2 separate regions of the Homo sapiens genome follow, and region 1 is linked to region 2. A link is an interaction called in ENCODE POLR2A ChIA-PET data of the cell type or tissue named here. Cell type or tissue: MCF 10A. All regions are shown on one strand.

The links. Peaks named below come from ENCODE experiments on the same cell type or tissue, not always from the same donor. Only the 100,000 strongest peaks of a DNase experiment are listed, where the experiment ranks them.
Region 1: POLR2A ChIA-PET joins it to region 2 with 17 read pairs; 6 of 35 experiments call an interaction of 5 or more read pairs at or near these places.

Annotation. Positions count from the first base shown.
Region 1 is chr1:244,597,723-244,601,722 of GRCh38, forward strand. All of the region lies in intron 17 of CATSPERE (catsper channel auxiliary subunit epsilon), which reads left to right. It also overlaps the pseudogene CYCSP5. Among named protein-coding and RNA genes, the nearest start is that of DESI2, 53 kb to the right of the region's middle. RefSeq lists an enhancer at 2,306-2,515. In MCF 10A, no CTCF peak of the experiment used is centred here; a DNase peak (open chromatin) is centred at 2,379.
Region 2 is chr1:244,862,537-244,866,536 of GRCh38, forward strand. HNRNPU (heterogeneous nuclear ribonucleoprotein U) reads right to left here and starts at 2,007. Exons shown (of 14, transcript NM_031844.3): 1 at 1,081-2,007; 2 at 83-194. The coding sequence starts at 1,771. It overlaps LOC124904588 (UPF0764 protein C16orf89-like), which reads right to left. Exons shown (of 4, transcript XM_047439568.1): 3 at 2,127-2,195; 4 at 1,946-2,050. The coding sequence ends at 1,946. RefSeq lists silencers at 397-1,076, 2,057-2,156 and enhancers at 1,381-2,212, 2,213-3,043, 2,377-2,436. In MCF 10A, CTCF peaks have their summits at 1,775 and 1,977; DNase peaks (open chromatin) are centred at 655 and 2,055.

The DNA.
Region 1 (4,000 bases), 260 kb before region 2:
ACAATCGTAAGTTAATACTTAGTCCAACTTAGTCAAGAGTCTGAAAGTAAAGTTTAACTTGCTACTATTTCTTGTCACACTGATTTTAAAAGGTGACAAGTGTCATCTATAAGTGTGAGAAGTGTTTTCATTTGATACGACACATAAACCATTAAAATGCCCTTCAATAAGTAAAAGGCAGCATTTTAGATACAGGGAATTCTAATTAGCTGGGCAGAGTTAAGACCAAAAACATAAACATTGCGTTCTTACCTTCAGCCCTTACCTTTCACAGGCAAATGAACACAAATTTAAAGAACATGTGAGTCTTGCTTGGTTCTGAGACAGTGCAAGAATTTTTCCAGTATTAAAATATATTCATATAACTAGTTACACACATCTAAATTAAAAACCAGTCTCCAGTAGGTTTGGGGATGGCATTCTCGTCTTTGTGAAAAGTTGGACGTTTCTCATCAAGCTCAATCATATCTGTAGAAGGGGAAACAGGGATAGCATTTACTGAGTCCGAATTGCTGTCAAAATTCAAAAAAACTGATCATATTCATTTAACCAGAAGCCAGTCTTACTTATCAGGGCTGCCCAACAAAAATATTCTGCCAGTCATACATGACCTGAACCCTGGTATATTAGATCAATGACACTACAATACACGTAAAATCATGAGACAATTCTGGTTTCTAAGTAAATAAGGCAGTGACCAATTCTTTCTGCCTTCCTTTTAACACCAGTGGAGATCATTTTTGTTCCAGGGATGTACTACTTGGGATTCTCCAATTGCTCCTTCCGTAGATGATGCATTTGTTCTTCTTGGTGTCTGTGTACAAGAATCCAGCCACCTCACCTGTCTTGCACCCACAGAGACCATGGAGATTGGGCCCAGTCTTATGCTTGCCTCCCTTTTCCACGGTGTGGCACTGGACACACTTCTAAACAAAAACACTTTTGCTTTTTTCAACATCACCCATATTTAATTCTCTCTTTTGTTGCTCGCACTACAAAGGTTCCCGCTCAGAAGCTTGACATCTGGCTCTCTGAGATCTCCCTGACCTCTTAGTGTTGGAATGCCCGGAGGCCCAGGGATTTCTTTTCTTTTCCCCATCTCAACTTTCTCTTTGAATGTCATCATCCAGTCACATGGGCCAGGATGTCTCAATATATTGATATATCCCAACACTGCATCTACAGCCTGACCGTCTCCCCTTGTATCTGTCAAGTATGCTTAGGCTATGCTGCAGTAATAAATAAACCCTAAAATCCCAGTGCCTAACTCTCCATGTCATAGTCTGATATATAGAACTACATCGTCCGGACATGGTCTCTCCTGGTTTGCCGCCGTGTCTGGGAAAAAGACTGGAGGATTGTATGGGATGTTTTAAAGGCTTAGAACTAGAGGTGGTTTCGACCCACATCCCATTATCCAGAACCTATTGCCATGGCTCAAATCTAACTGCAAGGTGGTGTATAAAATGTAATCAGATACAGTTCCTGAACCCCAGACTGACACCTCCACTGAGATGCTAAATACATATATCACTTTTGCACTTAGATGTCAATAGATATATCAAACGTAACCTGTCCAAAACTGAACTCCTGATCTTCCCCTCAAAACCTGCTCCACCAGTAGCCTTCCCCATTTTAAGTGGTAGCAACTCCATCCTTGCTCATCTGGCCAAAACTTTGGAATCTCCCTGACTCCTCTCTCTCTCATACACCCTACATCAAATCCATTAACAAAGCCTATTGGGTCTATCTATTTGTCAATGCCTGCTATTACAGACCCAAGTCATCACCACTGACCCGGATTATTACAACAGGCTTTTTGTTGCTCTCTCTGCTTCCACTCTTGCCTCCATATAGCAGCAAGGGTAAAACCTTGAAAACAAAGTCAAAGCACATTGCTCCAAAGCTCGAAATCCTTATCATGGAGTAAAAGCCAAGACCTTACAATGACTTTCAAGGTTCTATTTGATTTTCTGCCTCTGTTACCTTTCTCCCATTAAACTTCACTGCACTCACTCAGATGCAGCGAGTGGCTTCCTTACCGTTCCTCAAGTAAGAGTAGTTTCTACACAATGGTGAGAAGAGAAGCCAGACTGCAGGGGGTTTGCAAAATCAATGAGAAGTTTACAAGTAGAGGCAAAATATAGTCTACAGTTTTTCAGCTTTGGGCTGGAAAATAGAAGAAAGAGACAGGAATTTACCTATAGAGAAAAACACAAAATATGACCTGGATTTTTTTAAAGAGGAAGATAGATGAGTATGTTTACAGTTTGAGGATAAAGAAAGGAAGGTTAGAAATGAGTCATTCTGATTATAGTAATATAGCAGACTGAGCTAAGTTGAGTCACTCCCTCAACTTAGGACGTGACGGGACTCCCTCCCGTGATAGACACGTCATCCTGCATAAAACATAACAAAAATACTTTGTACATAACTAAGCTTGAAAGAAAGAAGGCGGACTCTCAGAAGCGAAGAGAGAACTGAAAGTTAGAGCAATGCTTTTCAGCCTACCTATGCGATCCAGGGCTACTGGCCCAGGATAATGGAGCTAGAAATTGGAAGCTGGGTTTTCAAGCCCCTGTGAGGCCAAGAGGCTCTTTCACAAATTCAGGATATATTAAGAGCTACCTAGTCCAAAAAAAAAAAAAAAGAGAGAGAGAGAGACTAGAAAACTCTGCTAATGCCCAGGTCAGTCACAAGGAAGGTTGTAACCTACATGAATTTGTAGGCAAAAACATACCTCCTATAAGAATGGGAGATGTCCACCAAAATGTTCACCTCAGGCCTCCTATGGATCTGAACTTATACCTAATAGGAATAGAGTTTAGTCACAGAAAGTGCCATATGAAAAATGAAGCTAAAAACTATCAACTAGCCTTGAAACCCCTAAGCAAACCCCTTGAAACAAAGGTAACTGGAGAAGCAAATCCAGAGATACAGGATCCTCACTGGAAAAGTCACCACCATCAAAGAATCGATCAAATCCAGAGATATAGGATCCTCACTGGAAAAGTCACCACCATCAAAGAATCGATCATCAAATCCAGAGATATAGGATCCTCACTGGAAAAGTCACCACCATCAAAGAATCGATCATCAAATCCAGAGATATAGGATCCTCACTGGAAAAGTCACCACCATCAAAGAATCGATCATCTAAATTTACAAACATTTAAGGAAACGGACCCCCATGAGGGCGAGTCAGCAGATAAAATAAGTTGAAAAATGAGCACACAAAGCAAATGCTTAAAAATAACAGAACAATCTGAATAATATAGAAAATGTGTTCAAAAATGAATAAAGAGGAAAAATAAAATAGAAATCATAAGGAAATAATACGACTATGAAAAGAAAGTAGGCATATTTTAAAAATTTTGAAATTCTAGACATGAAAATGTAGTCATTAAATTCAAAATTTTAGACATAATTACAAACCAGATTAGATATAGGTGGAGAGAGAATTACTGAAAAAAGAGGGATGTGGAAATTAACCAGGATGCAATACAAATAGGTAAACAGATAAAGAAATAAGAAAGAGGGTAAGAAACAATTTCAGCAGAAGGACAAATTTCAACATGTGCTTAATAATTTTTTCCAGAAGGGGAAATTACAGAAAATGCGTTGAAAAGAGAGGCAACATTCAATGAAAAGAAATAAAATATGAAAACTTTTCAGAATTTAAGGCCCAAGTCAGAAGGTTGAGGATTGGCATGAAGTCTCAGATACCTCAGAATGAAGCCATAAAACAGTAAAGAAAAAGGGAAAATCACATACGCTGTCATATAAATAAGACAGATTACCTACAATGGAATGTCACCTAGACTGACAGATTTCTCACCAGCAAAAATAGGATAAATATAACTGGGGGTCAGATGATTAGCCATGAGACTGGGCTGAGTAGGGAACGAAGAGAAGGCAAGAGAGAAATGCTGTGTGAGAAAGCAGGGAGGGCCGGGCGCGGTGGCTCCACCTGTAATCCCAGCACTTCGGGAGGCCAAGG
Region 2 (4,000 bases):
GAAAGACAGAATTGTCTCCTGATACAGCTTTCCGATCAACGAACGAATAAGGGATGAGTAAAACTAGGTGAGCATCCTATACCTGCTATACTTGTTCTCTTCAATGTACTCAAAATATCCACGGCCATGATCTTCTCGTGGTCTTTTAACACCCCTCTTTTTATCTCCGCCTTTCTGTTCTGTTTTGCCGTCCCCTAAAACACACACGAGCCCCATAAAGGCCAAGCCTCTAAACAACAAAAAAACGCTTTTCCGTTCCGAGAACCAAAGCAGCTCGACTTTATCCTGCTTTTTAACTGAGGTTTTAACCGAGGACTCAAATGTGAATTCAAAGAACAATCAACTACGAATTCGATTGGCGCTAGTGACGCAGTCTAAAGACATTACTAATTTTGCCAGTCTCCTCGATGATTCGAGAAAGCCAAAGAAAAACTGCGCGGCCCAGGCCCGAAGCCCACGTGTATCCCGAAGAGAGCGCAGAGAGGGGGAGGGGCCGAGCCCGGCGCGGCGGCGCTCCCCTCCCCCGCGGGCCCGCGCTCCCCGCGGCCGCATTGTACTGATCTTCCGCCCCCCGCCCCGCCCCGCCCGGCTCCTCCCGCCGGAAGTGACGTCACGCCGAGCCCCTGCGCTCCTTGCACAATACAGCGGCGAGGAGCCGCCAAAGCGCGCCCGCCCCGGGACCTGGGGCCTCTCCCCTCCCCCCGAGACATGTGCCCGCACCGCGCGCACGCAGCGCGACGGCGCCACCGCGGGCCGACCGGGCTCCCTCCCGCCGCCCGCCCGCGGCTCCTCCCCCTACAGCGGCAGCTGCAGCTCCCCCCGGCTCTCGAGCCACATAATGGAGGCGCTGCCACCGCCGACACACACACACACACACACACACACGCGCGCGCGCACACACACGCCCCGAGCCCGAGGCCTCTCGGCTAATCTGGGATTCCCCGCGCCCCCTCCCCCACCCTCACCGCGGCGCCCTCCCGCCCGGGGCTCCCTCCCCCTGCGGGGCTCCGGCAGGCCTGGGGCACGGTCCCCACCCCGCGCGGGCCTCCCGCCGCGCGCAACGTACAACGCAGCACTCACCCGCCGCCGGAGCCCCGGGGCGACCGCCGCCTCCGCCGCCTTCCGCCTTCTTCTTACCTCCCGCCTGCTGCTGGCCCTGCCTCGCCCCGGGCGGCGCCACCGTCACCGCGAACAGCGAGGTGGGGCCGCTGCTCTTCCCCGCGGCCTCCTTGGCGGCCCCGCGCTGCTGTTGGGGCTGTTGCTGCTGCGTCGCCGGCGGTTGAGGCTGCTGCTCCCCGTGCCCGTTCTCGTCGCCCGCGCCTTCCTCTTCGTCCCCGAGCTCATCTTCCCCTTCCTGGAAACCCTGATCGTCGCCGTTCTCGTCTTCCGAGGCGGCCTCCTCCTCCTCCATCGGGCCCGAGTCGGCCGCCCCCGCGGCCCCGTTCTCCTCTCCTAGCTCCATCTGGTCGCCGTCCAGAGCGGAGATTCCTTCCTCCTCCTCTTCCTCTTCCTCCTCCTCTTCATCGCCGCCGGCCGCGGCCTCCTGCTCGAGGCCTGCTCCCGAGCGCCCAGCGGAATCCCCGCCCAGGTCTAGGCTGCCGTTCCCGGGCTCCATGGCGGGGCGGCCCCCGGCCTCCTCGTCGTCCAGCGCAGCCTGGAGTCGCTCCATGAGCTCGGCCTTGAGACCCTTGTCAGAAAGGCGTCGCTTCTTGAGCTCCTCTTTCAGCTCCGACACCTTCAGCTTTTTTACATTAACAGGCGAGGAACTCATGGTGAGGGCCCCGATTCACCGCTAGGCGCTGCCTCAAACTCGGCTCCGCTCACTCGGCCACTGGTGGCGGCTGCTGCGGCTGCTCCTCGGCCCGGGCGGCGGCTGCGGCTGCGGCTGGAGATGGGTTCGTGCTGCAGAGCGGATCCGCCTGGTGTCGAACGGCGCCAATTCCTTTCACCGAGTTCGCGAGGGAGACGCGGAGACTCGCCTGGCGCGAGCGAGCACGCAACGTCCTCTCGCAGGAGCGGCGCCGCGCACGTAATATAGGCGCCCCGCCCCCTGCGCTGACGGGAGCACTGCGCAGGAGGAAAGCCGGAGCGCGCCCGCGCTCGGCCCCGCCCATTACCGTACTTACCTCCCCGCCCCCACGCCGAACCCGGGCCGAGAGCGCGGTGGAGGCCGCGCAGTGCGCTTCCAATTGGGACTGAGCAAATGGAGGAAAAGGAAACCGCCTTTCAGTTCAACCGACTCACTGCATGATATATTGGCCTTTCTGGGTCTTTGGTGGCTATACTCGTTTGGCTTTTCTCCTTCCCAGCTTGGAGGCTGCTTTATCCAAATGCTTTCTTCAGTCCTCAACTTGGCGTTTCAACCCGAATCCGCCTTTTCTTCCATCTTAGATCTGCCTTCTTATGTGTTTCTCCAGCTCTTCGTTTAAAACTCCTTCAAATCGTATTTCAGTTTTGACTGGTATAGCATACATTGGCAACTGTTACACGCAGCGGCTCTTTTCCTCATAATACCGTATTTGGTTTAATTTGTGTAAGTCCTGCCTTGCGAATTGGATTTTAAGTTCGAGAAGGGCAAGGGCAGAACCGTTCTTTTGTCTGTTCCACACCCCGGGTGCGGGGCCTGGGAAGTAGAGGCTTTGCTTACTACTCCATACTGCAAACCTTAGTGTACCTGCCTTTGCAGGGCAGCTATTCTCATGCTCTTAATAACCCTGAATAAACCTCAGAATTGCATTTCCAAGTTTTCTGTAGCTACCACAAAGACGGACCTCCAGTAACACTTGTTCTGTCCACTTTAGGACCTGGTCATCAGCTACGAAGTCCCAGTAGCTAACCGTGAGGGTGAGACCCAACTAGGTCTTTGATTATAGGCCCACTTGATTCTCTTCCTATTCCTGTAGAAATACTCTTGACCAAATTATTCTGAAACTTAAAGTTTACGAAAAATCAAGGGCTGTGATTTTGTAAAAAGAAAAATGGACTATCGCTCTTGAAATCCGTTATTTTATATGTTAGAAGTTTACTTTTTCTCTTTAAAGAAAAGATGTGATGTCTCGAAGTTTTAGATAGGGAAGTCAGAATTTAGATTCGTGATAGAAGTTAACATTTTAAACCCTAGATAATCTGCAGTGTCCAGCCAGTGTTCCATCTGACTAAGGAGATGGTTTATACCCACTGTTTGGTGCTCTAGGTGGCACAATAATATTGCCCCATTATTAATTTGAAATTTGGAAGTAAACACATTGAAATTTCTCCCATAGGCTAATATGATTTAACTAATTGATACATTTTATTTTTGAAGTTTATTTTCGGTAGCTTTTATGAAGCATTCTACCATACCTTGCAGTCATGTATACGTGAAATATTAACACTTGTGAAATGATTTGACTTGAAATTAATGGACTATGTACAGTACTACTGATAATCCCCAGTTCAAGTTAAGTGGTGAGGATAGCCCCCAAAATAGAAACTTCCAAACAGTGCCAGAAACTCATTTTAGCCTTTGGTTATAATTTTGAAGGTTATGAATAAGCCACAAACTGGAATTTGAAATTTTGTCTTCGTTCAGAAATGGGAAGAGAGCTACAGGGGGTTTACATGTTCACAAACTAGATAACTAATCCCTTAATGAATCAGAGTTAAATACAATTATGATGGTTCCTTAAATTTATGTGTCCTAGATATTATTTACACCTTTAAATATTAGTTATATGAAAACAAATTTCATTTACTGGAAAACACTAAACTATGAAAACAAAGATTGTATATCTACATATAGTAGATCTGTAACAGTCACTCTTGGAACATTAAGTCAGTTGCAAAAATAAACATGAAATACAACTTTTGATGCTCACAAGAAAGTTCTATGGCTTTATCTCCAAAAGTTTTGGAGAACTTTAGAGCTGGATGGGGCCTGGAGATCGATCTGCAGTCCTGTTCATTTTACTGCCCAGGAAGCTGGGACCCTCACCCCCCACACCAATGGGCTTTCTATTAC